Regions from separate parts of the Homo sapiens genome. Here region 2 is linked to region 1. The links are chromatin loops, found by intact Hi-C in ENCODE. Cell type or tissue: mammary epithelial cell. All regions are shown on one strand. Each heading gives the region's core, and the rest is flanking DNA. Links, peaks and the distances in the headings are about the cores only.

The links. Peaks named below come from ENCODE experiments on the same cell type or tissue, not always from the same donor. Only the 100,000 strongest peaks of a DNase experiment are listed, where the experiment ranks them.
Region 2: a loop joins it to region 1, with 2.4 times the contacts of the local background. A loop is called at or near these places in 3 of 110 quality-filtered maps.

Annotation. Positions count from the first base shown.
Region 1 is chr10:120,959,990-120,970,905 of GRCh38, forward strand. All of the region lies in intron 2 of LOC105378519 (a long non-coding RNA gene), which reads right to left. Among named protein-coding and RNA genes, the nearest start is that of WDR11, 110 kb to the left of the region's middle. RefSeq lists an enhancer at 5,278-5,447 and a cis regulatory region at 5,363. In mammary epithelial cell, for the core only: no CTCF peak of the experiment used is centred there; DNase peaks (open chromatin) are centred at 5,892 and 9,422; H3K27ac peaks cover 285 bases; H3K27me3 peaks cover 977 bases.
Region 2 is chr10:121,071,827-121,082,742 of GRCh38, forward strand. It overlaps LOC105378521 (a long non-coding RNA gene), which reads right to left and starts at 5,650. Exons shown (of 4, transcript XR_001747611.2): 1 at 5,573-5,650; 2 at 4,480-4,594. In mammary epithelial cell, for the core only: a CTCF peak has its summit at 5,694; DNase peaks (open chromatin) are centred at 5,685, 6,455 and 7,055; H3K27ac peaks cover 2,922 bases.

The DNA.
Region 1 (10,916 bases), core at 1,535-9,534:
ATAATTTCATAAAATGTTATTCTTCTGCAAATCTTCTTCTTCTTCCACATAAATACATTTATAAATCAGATAACATCCTTGTTTTCTACTTTTTGACATGGGAAATGTGATTATCCATGCCACGTCACTGCTTTTCTCAATGCTATCAATGGCCTTTAGATTAAGTGGGTGGTGAAGGTCAAGGGAGTCATCAGAAGTTTGCTTCTCTGGGAAGGCACATGTGAGCTGGGTGCTTATGCCTCAGAGATGTCTACGAGGAACCCAGCCAAAGGCAGGGCTAATGAAAGAAGAAACCGAGAAATTCATTATGCTGAACTGGGATCCAAAGTGTATAACAACCTCTAACATTTATTTTCCCACTCATTCAACACACACTGTATTTATGCGCTTACTATGTACCAGGCATTAAGAGTTAAAAGATAAAATTTGAATTCTATTTGCCAAAGAGACTTTCTGGAAAGCTTTTGGGAAAGGATGTCCACGAATAGAGGAGGTCTGTAATCCACAGGCAAGACCTCTGCAGTCTGAAAGATTCATACACCTAAGATACATACAGTCATTCTCATCATCTGTGGTGGTTATGTTCAATACAGGCACTCTGAACACCGAATTAGCACGTCCTGACCCACTGCTCCCAGGGGAAATACAAGGTTTGGTCCCTGTGAGCCTCTGATCATACTGTTTTTGTCAACAGATCAATGCATAACCGTGTTTTATGTGTGTTTCTGTTTAAAGACCCCTTATTTAATGTATACTGTTGACTCACTGATATTGAACTCAGTGCCCATGGCACTATCACTTATGCATGAACAAGCTTATCTAACGCATAAACTCTCTCTATAAGGCAGGAAAGACCCTTCTTGCGCTTAGGAACACCAGACGGCACTTCAGCACTGTGCCTAGGGGCCATTTTAAACAGCGAAATCATCAAGAAAAAAGCACAAAAATGAGAAAAATGTTGCACTAAACAGAGCATGAAAGGACATTTGCTCATAGTGTGAGAGCTGAACATGCACATACGTGTTCATCACTCTGCGCTTGTCTGTGAATGACCGTGAACATGCTGCAAGTCTTGATTTGGGGGTTACAAGTTAATTTTATCAAGTAGAAGAATTTGCCAACATGGAATTTATGAACAATGAGGATCAATTATATATATTTTTGGTGTCAGAGAAGAGCTCACGATGGAACCCCGTACACTTGTTTGGGAGGGGAGTTCGGTTGTGTGCACCTAAAATCTTTGATGCTGGGAGTCCAACTTTGGAAACTTATCTGGAGAAAATTATCAGGCAAATGAGTGAATGATTGTGTACAAGGATGTTCATTTATAATTTAATGAAACACTATGCAATCATGAAAATGCATTGATGAATATTTATTAACATGAAAAATTTATGAAATGCAAAATGAAAATACAGTCAAACAATATACACATCATAGGCCCATTTTTGTGATTAATATATTTTATTTACGATGTCTAAAACAGATATATTTAGTTTATAATCCAGATATTTTCAATTTCTGAGTAGAAAAAATTCTGAAATTATATATATTACTAAGGTACCATGTCTGGGAGTTGGGATTATAGAACAATTTAGTTTTGTTCTTTGTACTTTTCCGTGTTTTCTAAATTTGTTTACAGTGAAAGAACTGCTTCTATAATTAGAAATGTATTGTTTCACAATGAAGATTTTTAAGGTTCTTACTCTCTGCCAGGCATAGGGCTAAGTTCCTTAACTCTTGAATTTTTATTAAAATTGTATGAAACAATCATTTATATTTCACTATTTATAATAAAAATAGAAAAAACCTCAAGATTCCCTAGCCTCATTCCTCAGATTTGGAAGGCCCTCGAAGGCCAGCTCCCCCCGACACATCTTGCTGCCATTCTGGGAACCGGAATCAGAGGTGGAGACTCTGGCCCAAGTCCCCACTGCTCAGAAAAGTGCTGAGGTCTGAGTCTTTCCAGCCAGGGCAGAATTCCTGGGGCTTGGCCACAGGGACAGGACTAACAGATTCAGGCAGGAATTTTGTCTGTCTCCTCTATTTTTAAAAGAAATAGCCCCTGCCTAAACTGGGTTGAGCCTTGTATTATCTGGTTTTCTTCAAAGCCTGAGCAAAGACGAGCTGCCGCTATCCAGTTATGTGGGACTGTCTGGGGAACGGGGTTTCTGGGAGAGAAGGTACTCTGCCCAGAAACAACTCAATTGTCAGCAGGGCCCATTACTGCACGAAGATGAGCTTAACAGATGTCAGCCCATCAGCGTGAGAGTTTCTGCTTGTAATTTATCCTTTGGAGCATTGCTCTATCCCCAACTTATATTTTTCTAACAGTCAACAAATCAAAAAATGACCAAAGGTGATAATGGGGACCGAGTTTGGGCTCCCACCCTTTCCACATGGCACCTTCCCTAGTACCAGTCTCTCTAGTGTGATATTTGACGAATCCCCGACTTTCCAGCTTTTTCGTTTTACTCCATTACTTAAAAACTGCAGAGTCTACTAGATTTGAGGCCAGAGGACTTCGATGCAGGTGCCAGTCTGCCTCATCTGCCTGTGTGACCTTGACTAAGCCACTCATCCTTTCTGGCCGTTGGGTTACCCATTTGGAAAATCAGTTCGAAAAATTAGGTCATGTTTTGATTTGTCGACTTAAAAAAATGCAGGTTGGGCATACAGCAATGAGGTCCCATCCTGGAGATTGGATCATACTCCTGCCTGCGGAGGCATGTGTCTGTCATGGCAAAACCCAGTGTTTGGATTTTGTGATGTTGAAGTACAATCAGAGAACAAAATGGGCTACTCAATTTCAGCATCAATGAGCTTAGCTGGGCGGCATTGCTGTGGGCAGGAGCAGGGGGACCTTCCAAAAATCACACCACACAAGGGGTCTCCTGACCTACACAGAACAAGGCATTACCCCCTGGGGCTGGCCGATTGGAGCTCCTGGGATCACGTGGCAGAATTAGCCATGGTTTGTGGTTCTTTTCAAGCAGCCAAATTCTCTAAGAGTGGTGTAAATGTCAGTTTCATGAAAATCCATTCTAAAAGCCCCGATCAACTTTTCAATCACCTGCTCCCCCTTTTCTGCCCAGTTCTCCCGAGAGCCCGAGGCGATTCTGAGATCAGAGAGCATAATTACAAATGAACCGGGGCTCTGGGGATGGCTTACAGCTTAATTAGCTCCCATCCCTGCACTGTCTCCATGGCTCGCCTCACGCTCCGCTCAGCGCTCAGCTCAGTCCTGACTGCCAAAGAATTCAGAGCAGGAGCCTCTTGGCTTGTTAACATGCTCTCCTCGGTTCCTCCTGACACTCACATCTAGGCTGCAATTAGGCCCAGGTGAGGCGACAGAGAGTCCTGAGCAGCTCTCGCTGCCTCTGTATGTGCCTCCGGAGCTGGTTGGGGGTTGGTGCTTGTCTGGACCGGCCCGGGGGTGAGGTACACCATGGAATGTGGAGTGGCGGCGGCTGCAGCCACTTGCACCTGCTCGGCCCAGCCCAGGTCAGAAGGCTGCGGGCTGCAGGTGTGTTTCCAGGGGCACCTGACAGGGCAGGGACCGGTCATTGAAGGCACCTGGAGTTAAAGGGTGCTGTCTGATACCAGCTGGTGGGGGAGAGGGGATTGGGAGAGGTAAGGGCTGGGATGGCCCCTGGGCAGAAGTCACCCTGTGCAGCAGGAGCTTCCCTCTAAGCACAGCCATGGCCCTAGAAAGGGCTTTGGGCTTGTGCAACATTAAAAGGAAGAAACTACAATTGTACCTTGAGGGTTCCTCTCAAGGAAAAGCGCAAACCTGTAAGCTGATTTCTCGGTCCTCATGACTCCCTGGTGGCTTAAGGCTTGGGCTGTCAATGAGTTTCCAGCTTGCAGTGTGTGACTCTACCCTAGAGGAAACTCTCTCTCTCCTGGACAGGAGGAAGCTTAGAGGAAGAATCTTGAGGGCAAAAAGAAAGGTCATTAGCTGGGAAATAACACCTGTCCAAGAAGACAAAGGGAGGAAATAGCAGGGCCGCCTGCTCCCAAGCAGGATCCACCCTCACGTCACCTGGCTGCCGGGGGGGTCTGCCTAGGCTTATTGAACCCAAGACCCTACAGAAGGGTTTAAGCCTTCCTCAGAGACAGGAAGTGAAAAAACAAAACTGCAATAATGTTAAAGTGAATGTCTCCAAAACATAGTATTACCTCTGAAAGTTGAGGTCACTCTACTTCAATCATTACATAAAACTGTGTTCTAATGTTAGCCAGGGATGTACTTTAATCTGTTTCATATAACAGGGAGTCATTCCCCCAAAAGCAAGTGCCTGAGGCCTGTAAACCTCTTCACATAGACCTACCCCTCCCAAAAGAAACCTGCAAAGAGACGGAAGGAACATGAATCTGTTCAGTCACAAAAGCACCGAGGCATCTCAGGGACCACAGCTCCGGTCTGGGGCCAGCCACATGGCTCCAGGAAAAAACTTCTCTGTCAAAGAGATCCTCAGCACTCCCACCCTCAAAACTGCACTCACCTGCTAGGTTCATGGTCAGAACCTGGCGAGGAAGCCATGTGGTCCATGCACAGAGAGGCCGGTGCCACAGATTTTGGCTTTCCTTCTTTGGGAAGGATGATTAAGTGGGAGCATTCGAGGGAGAGAAGGAGAACTCCATCTATCTTCTCCTATCCTGGATCAAGAATTCTCTGTTCTGCTTGCACTCCTTTACTGAGAAGTGCCCTGTCTGCTTCCCTGAGCTCTGAACCGTGCTGCATTGTGGTTATATTGTTAGAAAACCATGGCTTCCGTGCACACGGTGAAGCGAGAGAGACAAGACGCTTTCCACATTTGTATCTTAAACAGGCATTGACTGAATGCCTACCATGTGCCTAGCAGGTGCTATTTTTGAGGTGCTCAGAGGCTGGCAGGGAGATAATTCTGGCAGTACAAAATTCCCCAGAGCAGGGGAAGGCACCGAGTGTGGAGAGGCCTGGAGAATGAAGGATTAATTCTAGCTGAAGGTAGGGAGGCCTCACAGAGCAGGCCACCACCAAGCCACGTCTCCGATGATGGCAAGGGTGTCCCTGGGGCCAGGCCTGAAAGACGGTGTGGACTTAGTGGGGAGGGACTGAGGTGCTAGGCAGGACCCAGGCTGGAGAAGTGGATTGTAATTCAAGGGAGAGACCCCTCATACTGCCCTGAGCAATTGGGAGAGCACCTCCTAGTCTATGGGAGCTACTGAAAAAGCCCAACTAGGAGACATCTGTGTGTTTCTAGGCTGCAGAGTAGAAAATGGAAGGGACAGGAAGGAAAACAGAGGCCTCATCTACTGACTGCTTTTTAGCAACATCATCGCTATGCACCAGTCACAGCCATGACGGGGTCACACCGCTGTTTCACCCTTCCAACGTACGCCTGGCTTTCTTTATAGCTTTTGTATCTAAAAACCAGCAGTGTTTTCATGAAGGCCAGAGATGGGTTTGGATCTAGATCCAGGGCCAGTTGGAAACCCCAGGCCTTGCTCCTCACAGTGTGGCCTGGGGACAGCAACATCATCAGCATCACCTGGGAGCTTGTGAGAAATGCAGAGTCTCAGGCCCCACCCAGACCCACTGCATCAGATTTCCCTAGCTCTCCAGAGCCATGTGTGACTTCCTAAGCATTCCTGGACCAAAAGTGGCCACTCCCTGGAGCAATGTGACCTGAAGGATGGACCCTTCCGCTCCCAGGCTCAGGCCACAGAGGACAGGGCAGGAGCAAAACCAGAAATTCCCTCCAGGTTCTAAGCAAGGCTTCAGCTTCAGTTTTTTGATATTCTAGGTGGGAGGCCAGCCAGAAAGGGCTCAGTCAGTCTCAGGCACACGGGCATCAGACACACCGTCAAGAAGCAAAACAACCCAGGAATGCAGGTGAGCTCATGCCGCCAAGCAGCAGTAATTCATGCTGCAACAAGTTACATGTGTTTTATAGAGGAGGAGGCCTGTACAGGTGGAGTCACGCACCCGTGCCTGTCAGCACTTACATTATCCATGATTATCCGGATTTTCTTTTCATTTGGCCCCAGAGAAGGAGCTGCCACACAAAGAGTTCAGCAGAACGAAGTCACTGGCCTTACTCCTGGATAGAGCAGTATCCACAGATGTAAAGAATAACCAGTCTAACTGTGTGTGTGTGTGTGTGTGTGTGTGTGTGTGTGTGTGTGTGTGTGTGTGTGTAGGAGACATGCGGGTCAGACCTCAGGGCTGCTGAGATATGATGTACCCTAAAGGGAACTTGCAGAGAAGCTCTCTACCTTGCCGATCTGTGGGTCACAGCGTGAGAACAACTTTCTCATCATGTTTAGGGCCTTGAGCATTTGAAAATAATAAAAAGGAATAGTTTGAATTAAAATTTATGGTTGAGTCTGCCTGTCTGGGAGGAGCTGGCTTAGTGGGCAAGGCTGACGCCAGCCAGGCTGCAGGGGCTGGAAGAAATTGGACACCAGCAAGGCTGTGAGGAGGGATGACTCTCCCATAGACCTGCGTGGTGGGCCCTCTCGGCCAGCCGCTCCCAGCTCTGGTTGCACATTGGATGCTCCTAGGAGAGCGTTTAAAAAATGCTGATGACTGGGCCACACCATAGACACAGTAAATCTGAACCACTGGGGTTGGAGCCCAGTAACTGAATGATTTTTAAAGCTCTCCTGGTGATTTTAATGTGATGTCAGGATGAAGAATCATAGGCTGAGGCCAAAGGCTCCAGGCTCGAGGACAGCAGGTGGGCCCTTAATGTTTCTGCTCCTGGGTGGGTCTTCCCCTCTACTAGGCAGGCATACAGGCCTCAGTGGGTGCAGGAGGGGTGATTTCTAGCATTCAACTCCTTGGGAATTTTACCAAACTGTGTATAGGGACGGCGAGTGTGACCAATCTGTCTGCAGGGCTGTGGAGTCAATTCTGCAGCAGCTGCCCCTGTCTCTGCTAGCCTCTGAATACTTGCTATGGACACTTAAAATCTCCACCAAGATGCGTGCGCTTTTCATTTTTCAGAGAACGTGTACACCAATGATCTTATTTTATCTTGTGTATTAGTTTTCTATTGCTGATGTAACAAGTTACTGCAAAAGTCATGGCTTGAGACAACAGACTTAATTGCCTTATAGTTCCAGGGCACTAAAATCAAGGTGTCGGCAGGTTGCATTCCTCCTGGAGCTTTTTGGGGAGAATTGGGTTCCTTCACTTCTCTGTCTTCTAGAGGCTGTTGTGTTCCTCTGCTGGTGATTGCCTTCCTCAAATCACTCTGACCTCTACTCTGTCTCACATCTCCTTCTCTGACCCTCCTGTCTCTGTCTTCCAAGGACCCTTGTGTTTACATCATGCCCACCAGGATAATCTTCCCATCTGAGGATCCTTCCCTTAGTCATATCTACAAAGTCCCTTTTGCCATGGAAGGTCACATTCACATGTTCTGGGGATTAGGATATAGACCTCTTTGGGGGAGCCATGACTCCATCTCCATGCCCTGACAACAGCCACGTGAGTCAGCTGTGCGTTATTATACCCATTTGGCAAATGACAAAACTGACATGTAGCCAGAGACCTAGGTTTTAGAGAGCAAAGGTGAAACTATATGCTTGTTATCCTCCACCTAGTTGTTGCCCTGCCCTCCTGTGGAGGTGGTTATTTCCACACACTTTTGTTGGACAGGTTCGTGGGCACCCAGTTACTGATACAAAATTACTGCCATCAGGTTGGGTGTGCATCGCCATGGGCCCAGGAAGCCAGTTTCTCTCTCTGGGTTGGTGCCCATGGTTCTGGACAACTCTGATCTCCTCGACTAGGTCTATGCACCTTTACACACAAATGATTACCACACGCCTCTCCTCCATGGCATTTGTCAGGATTCTACCACTGTTTATGTACCTCTGTCATTAATCTCAGCCTTTCCCTTTCAACGGTAAACTCCATGAGGACAGAATACATACTTGCTTTTGCACTCCAGCACCTTGTAGAGCACATGTGAATGTTTAATAAAAATGTGTTAAACGAATGAATGTTTGTCAGCAGTCGAAGCCTTACAGATGACAAGCAACTACTCCTTTGCCTTGTAGAAGCTGTGGCTGATTGCTTTAGTGTTCCCATCTACTCACTTCCCTGTAGGAAGATTACGCGTCCCATTCATTGGCCTGTGACTGTGGGGGCTGCTTCCTGCCCCACTGCCAGGCTTGGTCATGTGACTTGCTTTGGCTAATGGAATGTGAATGTGAATATAACAGAAGCCATGTCTGCGCAGCTCTTAGAGCAGTTCCATGGCTTTGCTCTGCCTCTTGTTCTTTTCCCTTTCCCAAGAGAATACAATATCCAAACTATAAGATACTTTTCTGGCATGTGTCCCAGAATGAGAAGACATTAAGGAATGGAGCCACCATGTTCACCTTGCAGCTCTCAATATGCCTGAGATTGAAGCTGTTGTTGCTGTAAGCCAATAAGATTTGCAGGTTTTCGTTATTGCAGCATAACTTAGCAAATTCTGACAAATACAGAAGTCATCACTGGACAGCTCAGGGCATATCCAGCTTTCCTTCCTCCCCAGTGGTGACCCAGGTTACAGCCCTGGCTCTACCACTTGCAACCTGTGTGATTTTGAGAAAGTCACTTCACATCTTTGGCTTCAGATTTTTATACCAATAGATAAAAGCTTCTTCTGGCTTCAGAATCAGCGATTCTGGAGATCTAGCCTATTATTCGACACTTGACTTCTGTCCTTAATGAATTATCTGCAGATGGTATATGGTGCCAGGGAAGTTGCCCCAAATTTTTAGTATGACAGTTATGTATTCTTGGGCAAACTTTTTTATCTCTCTTTTTGTTTCTAAAAGTCTTATTTGTAAAAGGGACAGTTATCACACAATGTGGAGGTATGTCACCTAGCTCACAATATGTACTCAATAAATTTAGGTGTCCTCCCCTTTCCCTTAGCTACTTGATCAGATTCATCTTTTCAAGTGTACTTTTTTAGCATCTTGCATGCCCTAAACTTGGGTGCTTTGAGGGAGGGGGTGAAAATTCCTGGAAAAAAAATGCACAGAAATGTACACAGATGTTCACAGCAGCATTACTTCTAATAGCCCCAAAGTAAAAACAACAGAAAGGAATATTATTTAGCCATAAAAAGGAATAAAGTACTGATTTATGCCACAACATAGATGAACCTTGAAAAGATTATGCTAGAGGAAAGAAGTCAGTCACAAGTGGCCAAACACTGTATGATCCTATTTACATTAAATGCCCAGAATAGGTAAGCCCAGGGGGATAGAAAGTAGATCTGTGGTTATCTAATTTACTGGGAGGCAGCAGAGTATGGAGGAGTTGAGTGGGAGCGGGAGGGTTGGTGGCTAATGGGTATGAGGTTTCTTTCTGAGGTAATGAAACTGTTTTGTGGTCAAATAGTGGTGATGATTGCACAACTTTGTAAATATACTAAAAACCACTCAATTGTACACTTTCGTTTTTTTAATCATGTACTTTAAAAGTATGGAACATGTGGCGTGTGAATCATATCTTAATATTGAAAAAAACCCAACAACCTCAGAAGGACGCAGAGGGATGAGTCCCAGGGGCTGCTGGCTCAGGTGGAGGAGCATTGCCACGCCAGCCCTTCTTCTCAGCCTTGTCAGTGTTATCTTGCTTTGTTCTCCTCCTAAATCTCTCTTCTTTTCTTTTGATGCCGCGTGCTCCAGCAAGGGGAAAGGTCTCTTGTTGCTTTGCTCAGAGGAAATGGTTAGGAGTTTTCAAAGACCATTTTATTAAAAATTTTAAAAGAGGCTGGGTGCGATGGCTCATGTCTGTAATCCTAGCTCTTTGGGAAGCCGAGGCGGGTGGACCACCTGAGGTCAGGGTTTCAAGACCAGCCTGGCCAACATGGCAAAACCCCATCTCTACTAAAAATACAAAAATTAGCCGGGCCTGGTGGTGCATGCCTATAATCCCAGCTACTTGGGAGGCTGAGGCAGGAGAATCACTTGAACCCAGGAGGTGGAGGTTGTAGTGAGCCAAGATCATGCCACTGCATTCCAGCCTGGACAACAGAGCAAGACCCTATCTCAAAAAAAAAAAATTAAACACATAGGGAATAAAAATATAAACACATAAAAGATGGAAGTGTTTTGGAGATCATATTCTGTACACTGAAGTAGCCACAAGCTCAGGCCAACTCTGGGTCTTGTGTCCTTCCCACCCCCTCAGCCCTGTCTAGGGGAACCGGCCCTGGAGTCCCATGTGGAAGCTCTGGACAATTTCCTCCGTTCTCCCTTCCCGTTCATGCTGGGCCTGAGCCCTCACTGGTCATGGTGTAGTGGAAATGGATGGCAATGGGTTGGTGGTCCTCTCCATATAGAACACCATTTTCTTCCCCCACAGACCCAGGGACCAAGGCACTGGTGAGTGGGGGAGGGGGGCATTTATGAAGACTCTCAGTTATTCCTTCCATTCCCCATTCTTCCCCCTACAAGAGAAGGAAGGGTCATTTCCTTACAGCGCTCCACCAACACTTGTCGATGGACCCACTGCAAAGCACCCAGAAAATCATAACTTCTTCTTGCTTCACAGAAGACTCTCAGCCCCTCACTCCCATCTTCAATCTATAGTTTCAAAGATCACCAACTCAATTGTTAGAGTATCCTAGCAAAATAGAAATAATTTCTCTGTTTTTCGCTTGGATGATTTTAGTTTTGCATGTGTTTTGGATTGGTTGGAGTCCTATTGGCCACTATTACATGACCAACTTGAGCTGATAGGACAACTCTCCCACATACAAGAGAGTGGACGGGTAGCACCTTGGGGCCCCTCCAGAGACCGTCATCACCAGTGGGGTGGGGGAGTGTCTGCTTTTCCTCACCAGTCCCCACTTACCTCCGAGGGTTTGGCTGGTGTTATCCCGAGAGACCTTGGGATATGGGAACATGATTTG
Region 2 (10,916 bases), core at 1,251-9,250, 110 kb after region 1:
GAGGGAAGAAAAAAAAAAGACAAAGCAGTGAAAAGGAAAACATGGAAGTGGTATTTTTATAAGATCTATGTGACATTTTGCTGGCTGTCACCTTTGCTCATATAGGATCCCCACTGCTTAGGATAGGATTAAACTGTCCCAGCTTATAAAGCAGGCATTTTCCCCAGTGTCTTCTGAATTCTGAAGATTTTGGGTGGGATGTGGATAAAGTGTTGCTGTCCTTGTCTGTCACCATGACAACTCCAGCCAGGACTTGGCCTTGCTAGGGTTTTCTGGTGGATTGTGGAGCCTGCTACCCCTAGGTCACAATGAGCAGGAACGTGGATTTACAGATATACAGCTGCTCCCTGGCATGGCTTCCCCAAGGAAGTAGGAGAGGGGATCTTGAGGGCCAAGGTTAGTAGCAAATGTGAAAGCTAAGAAGAGACATGGAAAACTTCTCTTGACTACATGGGGGTTGGTCGGGGGTACATCTGACTCCCACGAACAGACAAATCTAAGAAGAGTGAGAAGCATTCTTACCTTCTGACCCAGCAACCCCACCTCTAGGAATTTGTTGAGAAAAAGCCAGAGTTTGCACAAAGATTTATTTTGTTTGAGAATGTCCCTTAAGCTCTTTATAGCAATAAAAAGAGCTGGGAGGATTGCCTTAAGACTCAATGATGCAGAATTGGTTTAATAAATTATAGCTCATTGCTATAAGGGAACACTAAGCATCCATTCAAAACATGTTTTGAAAAAATATTCAAAGATACAGAAAAATGTCCACAATATATTAAGTGGAAGAAAAAAGAGGTTATAAAAAATCAGTCTGATGTCAGTCTCATTTTCTCATTTTTTAAAAATTAAAAGAAAAAGAAATGAGGGAGGGACTGAGAAGTCTATAATTAAAATGTTTCTTAAAATATATATAGTTTTTTCACTAAGTGATAAAATTTTTGACATTACTTTTCAAATTTCTTACGATGAACACCCGTCAACTTGTAATATAAAATTTTTATTTTATTTCCTTATTTATTTATTTTGAGACAGAGTTTCACTCTATCACCCAGGCTGGAATGCAGTGGCATAGTCTTGGTTCAGTGCAGCTTTGACTTCCTGGGCTCAAGTGATCCTCTTGCTTCAATCTCCTGAGTAGCTGGGATTATAGGGACTCACCACTACACCGGGCTAATTTTTGTAAAAAAAAAAATTTTAGCAATAGGGTCTCACTATGTTGCCCAGGCTGGTCTTGAACTCCTGGACTCGAGAGATCCTCTAGCCTCATCCTCTCAAAGCACTGGGATTACAGTTATGAGCCACTGTGCCCAGCCTAATTTTTATATTAATAATAGTAAATGTAACAAAGAGGCAAAAGGAAAGGAGGAAGGAAAGAATGGGAGAGACAGGGAGGGGAAGAGAAGGTAAAGTGCAAACAGAAAAGAAAAGGGAGAGAAAGAAACAGAAAAGAAAAGTAACCTGGGCCCATGAGATTTAAGAGCAGTTTTAGAAAGTTCATTTAGGGTTAAAAAAATTCTGTTACAAAAGAAGAAAAGGAAACAAAATAAAGATTTAGAAGGTCTAAGTAATTTTTAAATAAGTTGTTGGCACATATACATTGACTGGACAACCTCAGGCCAAAATTTTCTTTGGAGAGTGTGGCTTCCTTCCTTTATAAGACTAACATAAACATACGTGTGCATGTGGGTGCAGCGCACCAGCACGGCACATGTATACATATGTAACTAACCTGCACAATGTGCACATGTACCCTAAAACTTAAAGTATAATAAAAAAAAAAGTGCTTATAAAATATGAAAAAAAAAAAATACATAACAAAAGACTAACATAATAATGAATCTTGACTTTTTAGGTTGTGAGGATAATAAGTAATTTATAATACTGTAGAAATGAATTTATATAATTTTACTGAATGGTCATAAGGTAGCCGTTCAATCAATTAAGAACCCGGTATCGAGTTTCACAATTTATTAGCTAAAAAGGGTCTGCCTAGGGGACTGCTGCTCACTAAAATGTGATGACAAAGTTGGATAAAACTCTCCCCATGAAGTTTTCCAGGCCACTCAGAAATTACTGTCTGTGTTCAACGTGAAAAGAAAAACATGCAGCTCCTGGTGACAGCTACTGGCCTACAAGCAAATGAAGCTTAAAGCAATGTGTTTCTTGGGGACACTGGCCAGTGTGGCCTCTGTCATCAGGATGGTGGTGTCACCTGCCTATTGTCCTAGTCCCTGGTTCTGCAGCTTTTGCTGGGGCTTTGGGGAAGAGGATGGCAGAGGAGGGCACAGTTCGGGCAGGGGGGGTCCCCAGAACTCCTTCCCTCTCTGACCCCTTCTTGCCTTTTCCAAAACAGACCCATGGCACGGGGCATTTAGAACAGCACACACATCCTACAGAACACACTCAGTTAATTCTCAGTTGTCCAGGGCTGTGTAGTCCAGTTATGATTTCAGGCACTGATTGCCTTCCTCTCCCCGATCTTTGGTTAGCTGAGATGGCTCCTAGCATTTCCGCACATCATGGCTGAGGAGAAAGTTGAAGCTCCTGCCAAGAATGGGAGATGATCACTGTCCGGGGCTTTCTGGTCCCTGGCACACTAAGAACCTCTTACGTGTTGGCTTCATCCTCAGCATGCATCTAACCGGTATTTATTGAGCACCTGCTCTGCACTGGAGCCTATTCTAGGTACTAAAGATATAGCAGTGAACAAAACAAAGTTTTCCTTCCAGAAAATAAACAGTAAGAAGACAATAAACAAGAAAAATACATAAAGCATATAGTATGCCAGATGGTTTAGAGCTAAGAATGAAAATGAAGTAGAGACAATAGGGGCAAGAAATCTGAAAGGTTGCTATTCAGACACAGTGACCAGGGAAGGCCTTGCCAAAGAATGCTATTTGGGTTTTTTGTTTGGTTTGAGATGGAGTCATGCTCTGTCTCCCAGGCTGGAGTGCAGTGGCACGATCTTGGGTTGCTGCAACCTCCACTTCCCAGGTTCAAGTGATTCTCCTGCCTCAGCTTCCGAAGTAGCTGGGATTACAGGCATGCGCCATGACATCTGGCTAATTTTTGTATTTTTAGTAGAGATGGGGTTTTTGCCATGTTGGCCAGGCTGGTCTCGAACTCCTGACCTCAGGTGATCCGCCCGTCTTGGCCTCCCAAAGTGCTGGAATTACAGGCATGAGCCATCACGCCCAGCCAAGAATCCTATTTGTAAATGGGAGTGAAGGAGGTGAGAGAGTGAGCCAGGCAAGGATTCGAAGAAAGAGACATCTAAGCAAGGATGCCGCGAGTGCAAAGACCCTGAGGTCAGTTGGTTTCCGGCATTCCTAAGCAATGTTTCTCAATCTTTTTCTTATTGCCCTCTTATGGAGTTCTTTTACACGTTTTTATTTTCGCTAATTGCCCCCTCATGACATTTTAAAGCCGTAGATACATCATATATCCGTTCATTTACTGTGTGTATATCTGTGCTTTATAAATGTTAAAAAGTAAGATACTTTTTGCCCTCAAGAGCCAACTTGTGTACCCTTGGGAGTGGCATGGTCTCCACTGAGAAGGCAGAACTTCTGCTCAGCAGGAGGCCAGTGAGGCTGAAGCAGGGAGGCCAGAGCTGCAGAGGAGAAACATCCCAGGGCCAGGGCCAGCCCAGCCCAGTCAGGGCCTTGTAGCTTATCACCAGGACCCTTCACTCTGAGCAACCCGGTTTGACTCGTGTTTTATTAGGATTGCTCTGGCCACTGTGGGAATATAGAAACGGATGGCAATAATCCCTGTCTTAAATAAGGTTACGGTAGAGTGAAGAGACGGCGCTCTCTTTTTCCTCTCCTTCCCGCCTCTGTTCCTCTCTCCCTTTCTCCCTTCTCTCTCCCCTTTACTCCCTCTCTTCCTCCCTTCTTCTCTCCTTCCTTCTCTCCCTTCCTTCCCTTAGTCCTTTCATAAACATTTGCAGAGTGCCAGTTCTGGGCAGGTAATCAAGGGATGTTTGAATTCACTGTGCTGAGTTGTTATAAAGTTGTGCACAGCACGTTATGGAGGCACAGACGAAGGAGCCCTGTGGGAACAGAAGAGGGGCCTGGGCAGAGACTCAGAGGGCTTCTTAGGGAAAGAGTCATTGGGAGCCAGATATGCAAGGATGAAGGCCTGGGCAGAGACTCAGAGGGCTTCTTAGGGGAAGAGTCATTGGGAGCCAGATATGCAAGGATGAAGAAGGGCTGGGCAGGAGCAGAGGTATAAGAAGCACTTCAGGTGTAGGGGAAGGCATGGGCTGAAGCCAGAGACATGGCCAGAGGGAAGAGGCAGGAAGCTCCAACATTTGGGCTAGGCTGGAGGGAGGACCAGGTGGGAGGGAGGTGACAGAGAGGCCTCAACTGTCCCCCACACTGATCACAACACCTAGCTGGGAGGAGCGCTCCGTAGATGCTGGAAGAAGGAAGCCATCACTCATGAGCTTCTTTGCTTATGTAGGATCTTACTCACCACACCTTGTCTTGGGCTCAGGGCTCTCAGCATTGAGGACCTTGGCATCAGGACACAAAGCAGGGCCTGATCTTATGGGGCCTCAGAGGCCACATTCGAGATCTCAGACTTCATCCTGTGGCATGAGGAGCACAGGATTTTGAGCCACACAGTCACGTGGGTACTTGCATTGGCTACTGCCTTCAGGTGGTGGCTTTGAGGGAGCCCAAGTGAAGGCAGCTGGGGGGCCGAGATGCAGTAAGGAGACCAGGTGAGAGATGCAAAGGGCCTGCAGTCAGAGCCCAGGTGTGCGAGCTCTAATCTTCCAGTCTTCTCTAATCACACTCATTATTTGTCTAACTCTGGCAATATGAGGAAGTCAGGATCCAGCCCAGCTTCAAGGGAAAATCCAAATCTGTTCAAAGATGGACATAACTGGAGAGGCATGATTGCCTCTCCAGCAGACACGAACATCGCTGTCTGCTGCTCCTCCCCCTTCAACCTTGGACACAGTTTCCAAAATCCTCTTCCCATTTTGAATGACCCATGATAAAGTCAGGGAGAGAGAGTTCACAGAGTTTTCCCTGAGGCCTGGGCAGGTGCAGCTTTATTTACCCGACAGGTCCTTGTGACGGGCCTTGGCACAGACATGGTATTCCCAATAAGAATGGCATGTTCTATGCAGACTGTGACCTCCAGCCCAGGCTGCCCAGGAGCTCCAGCCTGAGTGCCTCGCACTGTCAGTGTCTCAGCCCTGTGGATCCCTGCTCTCTGCTCTCCTCTTTTTCATTAACTTTAACTGCACTTGGGCAGATTTGCAGGAATAAATCAAGAACAGAACAGACAAGGATCTGCATCCAAAGCACAGACTGATGCTCCTTTTGGGGCCAGAGCCCATGAGGAAAATTGCTTCTGCTCATCATTTTTCATTTTCTAACAGCCTCATCTTCTCCAGTTTCTAAATCCCTGGAGGAGCCAGTAGCAAAAATGTTTCAATGGCCAAGTCTCGATATTGGAGGAAAGCAAGATGTGGAGGTGGACCCCTCCCCACCTCCAACTCCACCCCACCATTCACTACTTGGGTTTAAGGATGAGAAAGGAGAAAATTGCTCACCCCGCTCCAAGGAGAAGTGGAATTTAAGCGACAAGAGACCTGGACAGCTGCTTTCAGCAACGCTGATTGCATGTGAAGAAGGGGATTGCACAAGCCCAACTGCCTGGGGAGGTTTCGTAAAGTTTGGAATGTGAGGTCTGCGTAGCCAGGGCCTAGACACCCCTGCTGGGTTTTCTTACCCATGGCAGTGAAGACAGTTCATTGGAGGACGCAGCTGTAGTTTAGGATGCCAGCCCCAAACCCTGGGAAAAACGCTCAGATGTCCTGAAATCATTGCTAATGTCCCAGCACGTGCTCAACTCCTGTTGCTGTCTTTGGGACTAATGCTATACATAGAAAAGGCATGTGCTATCGTGGTGAAGGGTCAGGCTTTGAGAACAGATAAGTCCTGGCTCAAATCTTGTCTCCAACCTCCTATTATACTATAGCATACTATATGACACAACACTACACTACGCTATGCTACACTACACCACTCTCTATTGTACTATCTAATACTATCCACCACACTACACCCCTATTATACTATCTATTAGCATTCTATTCTATCCTTTGTTATACTACCCAGCACTGTGCCTGGCACTTAGTAAGTACACAGAAAAATGAGAGTTATTCCCATTATTGAATAAGTTTAGGATGCCGTCTTGGAAATCACTTGAAACGGCCAAATCTGAGGTTCTGTGTGAGGCTGGACCTGAGAGGGAGGCGAGGAGAAGGAGAGAAGCGGGTAGCATCCTTCAAAGCAGCTGAACCAGCCTGCTCCCCGGGCAGGGTGTGAGGGGCCATGCCTAGAGGGGAGGGGGTGAATCAGCTTGATGTTCCTCAGGGAAGCTTCAAAGGTCCTGGAGCAGGGCCAGAGAACGGAATGCAAATGATGTTGGTTTACTGAATAAGCCAAACTCACCTGGCAAATCTCCATCTAGCAAATCTCAATCGGGTGCTTTCCTGCACCCCCTGTGATTCTCTCTACCCTGGATTCATTCAGACGCTCATTCTCCTATACTCCCACTATATCTTATACACAACTCCACAGTAGCAAGGATAATAATGTTTTTTGATCATCTGCCAGCTCTTTGATGGTGTGGACTGAATCCTTTCACCTGTCTGTCCCCAGCACTGATCATAGCACTGAATCCTTTCACCTGTCTGTCCCCAGCACTGATCACAGCACCTAGGTGGGAGGAGCGCTCCGTAGATGCTGGAAGAAGGAAGCTGTCACTCATGAGCTTCTTTGCTTATGTAGGATCTTACGCACCACACCTTGTCTTGGGCTCAGGGCTCTCAGCATTGAGGACCTCGGCCTTTCTTTCGGGTATTTCCCAGATGTGACACATGCCCGGCATGAAGGCAGCTATGTGAGTTAACTATCTCACAGTTTACTCTTTCCAGTTTCACAGGCTGCTCCTTCTTCCTAGTAGTTTTCTGGCATTTGAGCAGGGCCATACCTGCCCCCTTCGCACATTCCTGGGCTTAGATCCACATTCCCTGGGTCTTCATCATTCCAGACGCAAAGACCTGATCTGTCTTGCCTGCCAGTGCTCACCCCACACCTTGACAACCTCTCCATCATTTTCATTCCTTTTGCTGGCCCTGCTCCAGGACCTCTGAGGCTTGAGAAGCAGCAAGCTGATTCACCCCGTCCCGTCTAGGCGTGGCCCCTCACACCCTGCCCAGGGAGCAGGCTAGTTCAGCTGCTTTGAAGGATGCTGCCTGCTTCTCTCCTCCTCACTGCCCTCTCAGGTCCAGCCTCATACAGCCTCATACAGCCTCGGAGTCAGCCGTTTCAAGTGATTTCCAAGAATCATCATTGGAAAAAAGCCTTGTAACCATCAAGTGGTGCTGATCTAATAAGAGCCAGCACAAATCCTACGTTAAACTAAGCAAATGGCGTTAATCTCATCATCATCATCAAGCCTAGGCCCACAGCCTGAGGTGACATGGGGTGACCGAGTCTCTGGATTGTGTGAAGGAAGGCTCCAGTGATCAGGTTGCTGCAAGATCAGGTTGACTTGGGGTAATAACCGCAGTTGCAATTACATGTGCTGTTTACATACTTTGCCCCTTGTACTTGATAAAGTCCAGAAAGAGCCCTGGGCGCAGCTGCTCAGCGCCTCTTGGGGGTAAGCCACATACCCTGTGGGAGCAGGAGAGCCACCTCTCCCCTGAGAGAGAAATAGGGCCCAGATAATGTCTAGTTTAGGTACCTCTTCAGACCAGATACCTTTGAAAGGATATCGCTTTCTTGTCTGTCTTTCGATATCATCATTACAAGATGGAATGCCTCCTCTGCATAAAGAAATAACAATTCTCCTAGTATCTTCAGTTTTTTAAAGAATAGAAGGATTGGTACAATCACAAGTCTTTGAAACAAATTTCCAGTAGTTTTTCCAGGTATTGCTGGAAGATTTGGAAATAAAGAAGTAGCCCTTTAACCCAGTGCAGGAAAATAGGCAAGCTTCATCATCCTATAAATGATCATGCCCTCAGAACTTGCTGCAACAGAAAAACCAGCTCTATCTATGTACAGTACTGAGAAAGTAGGGCCACTTCCTCTCACTTGGGATCTGGGATAGCTAACACATGCCTAAAAGCAATCTGTTAAGTATGACTGAAAGGGGACTGCAGATTAAAGTTGCAAGCTTCCAGCTTTGGGGTACCCAGGAGGGCATCTCCTCCTGAGGATCAACAACAGAAAGAAAAAAGCAATGAATCTGAGCACAGCACATTCAAGTTTGTAAACTCTTTTCTAACTTTCCACCTCAATGCCACAGAGCAGTGCTACTGTGAAACTGGGGACAAAGAAGAGAAGGGCATCTGTAATCGGGGAGCTCAGGGTGTGTGCAAAACGATGATGATAAAAAAAGGCAAGGAACAGCAGAATATGCTGGATTCAGCAGGAGCTGGGCCCCTGAGAGCTGGGGAACTAACAGATTGCAGCCAAAGCTGCAGCCCTCACGTTTTCTGACTTGAGAGATAATGAAGCAATAAAAGCAGCAGAGGCAGCCAGTAAGGGCTCTGCTCCACAGGGTTGTCTGTGTGAGAGCAGCTGCTTGTGGGTGCCTGCTCAGAGTCCATCCAAGGACTGCAGGCCTCCAGCAGACTAGCAAGGCAGAGGACCAAACAGCCAGGCCTCGGTGGCCCAGGGCTAATTCCCTCCTTCAGAGACACCAGAACCTTGGCTCCCCAGCCTGTCACTGAGCCTGTCCCAGGGTGGGGCAGCCCATATGGTTGAGCTGTTGCATCGCCAGAGACACCAAGGGTAAATAAACCCTGGGACTACAGATGGGAGGCCAGCCAGGCTGGCTCCACTTTTTGATCTCATCACGGGGGGCAGTCCGTGTGGAAACCCTGGGAGGCACCTTAGCGATTTTCCAGGCCAACAACTTCATTTGTCAGATGAGAAAATCCCCCTCCCCCTCCTAGGGGTTAAGGGACTTGCCAAAAGTCACATAGTGAATCAATCGCAATGCAATAAAAAGTGGTGGCTGAGACCACAGCTGGGCTTGAGCTCCAGCTCTATTGCTCTGGAGCTTGGGCAAGTTACATAGTTCTCAGTCTCTTCATCATATAATGAGCGTAAGGTTAGGACCTTCCATGTTAGGTTCTTGGGGAGATCAAATGCATGAAAAGCCTATTGCCTGGTTCATAGTAACTGCTTAGTAAATATTGTTGGTTGGAACTTATCGTCATGACTTTGAGTCATTGGAAGTAGATCTCAGAGTCTCCTTCTGCCCAGGTCGGGGATATAGTGTGATGGATAAAATCTTGGGAAACTGAGTTTGGATTTCGCTTCACCTCTAGTTTTGTGACTCCGGACACGGTATATAATCCTTCTGAGCTTTCGTTGCTCTCATCTGTAAAATGGGAGTAACTCTGCCACCGTAAACAGGTTTGCTGTGAGGAACAGAGGTGGCAAAATGATGACATGCTCATGGCAGCACGTGACACTCGGAAAATCACAGCTGTTACCATTAGCAGCTAATCTAAAGCTCCTTCCCCCACTCGGCAGTGAGGACAACTGCTTTTAGTTTGAAGAATAATAAGTTGATGCAATGAAGATGCTAAGTGTGTGGCTGCCCTAAAGGCTGGCAGGAACCACCCAGCCAGCTGGTGGATGGCATGATCTGAAATGGACCATATGTTTGAAATTATGAACCCAGATGTTAGGTCTTGGCACCTAGGGTTCACACCATTAGATTCAATCCTTTAGGTGTCTCTAATGGTCTTCAAGGTGCCAGGAAGCTTGCATTAAAATGCAAATCAGTTTCCTGAGAAAGGAAACACATTAAGTTATCCACTTAGCAAATTGCTGAGCTGGGTTGATTTGGGGTGAGAAAGGGGAGAATTTGAAAGGACAGCGGTAAGAGTTATATCTCTGAAGAAAGAAAGTTATTTTTCTACTGAGCCCAGTGATGAACCAAGGCTATGAACAATAGGTATAGTGGGGTCTCACAAGGTGACTGGGGACACTGGAGGAGAGAGGCAAGGGGCAGAAAAACTGGTTTTTTTCATAGCCTTAGGATCCTGTCCTGGCCAAAAGCACATAAGTGTAAATTCTACTCCAGTCTCTGCTGTGTCAGGCTGGGGGATTACGGAGAACTCGTCCAGATGAGGCTTAGAAGAATTCTTGGAGATGCACACGTGGGTGATGAGACCCAGAAACTAACACTTGGGAAAAAGGGTCTGTTTCTTACACACATTGTGTCCCTTGATGCTTCACACCCTGACTTAAACACACTGGGGCCCAGTGAATGGTCACACAGGGAATGGTCAAAGCTACAGAGATGAAAAAGATGGTCAAGGACGTTAAAGGTTTGTTTTGTACACAGTAGAAGTATGTCTCCCTTAGCAGTTACGGCATCCCTGTTCTTAACAAAATCACTTCTTTACTTGCTGTCTTGAACAAGTAGGATAGCAGAAAAGTCCTGGCAGAATTTCTATTTTAAGACCATAGCTTGCAGTTCTTTCACTGAAATCTAGAATAGCATGCCTTGAAGCAAAGAATAAGAATCACTTTATGTGTACAATGTCTTCCTATATGACTAATGTGGGTATATCAATATTTCCCTACAGGCTAGTGCTATTTTAAAGATTTAATTTTTTTAAACTTAGGGTGCTTGGGACAAAGACTAGTGAAAAAAAGTCATCTTTATACTAGGAAAGCCTCTTCTTAGCACCTCTCTCAGGTTCGGGAATTTCTGATTCCTAGTTTTGATCTATCCCACAACCTTAGTCTACCCTAGAACCTCCAAATTGGTAATAAAATCCTAATAATGGCTGCACCTTTCTGAGCCCTTATTCATTAGCACTGTGCTCGTCACTTTACATGTTGATTCTTTTATTC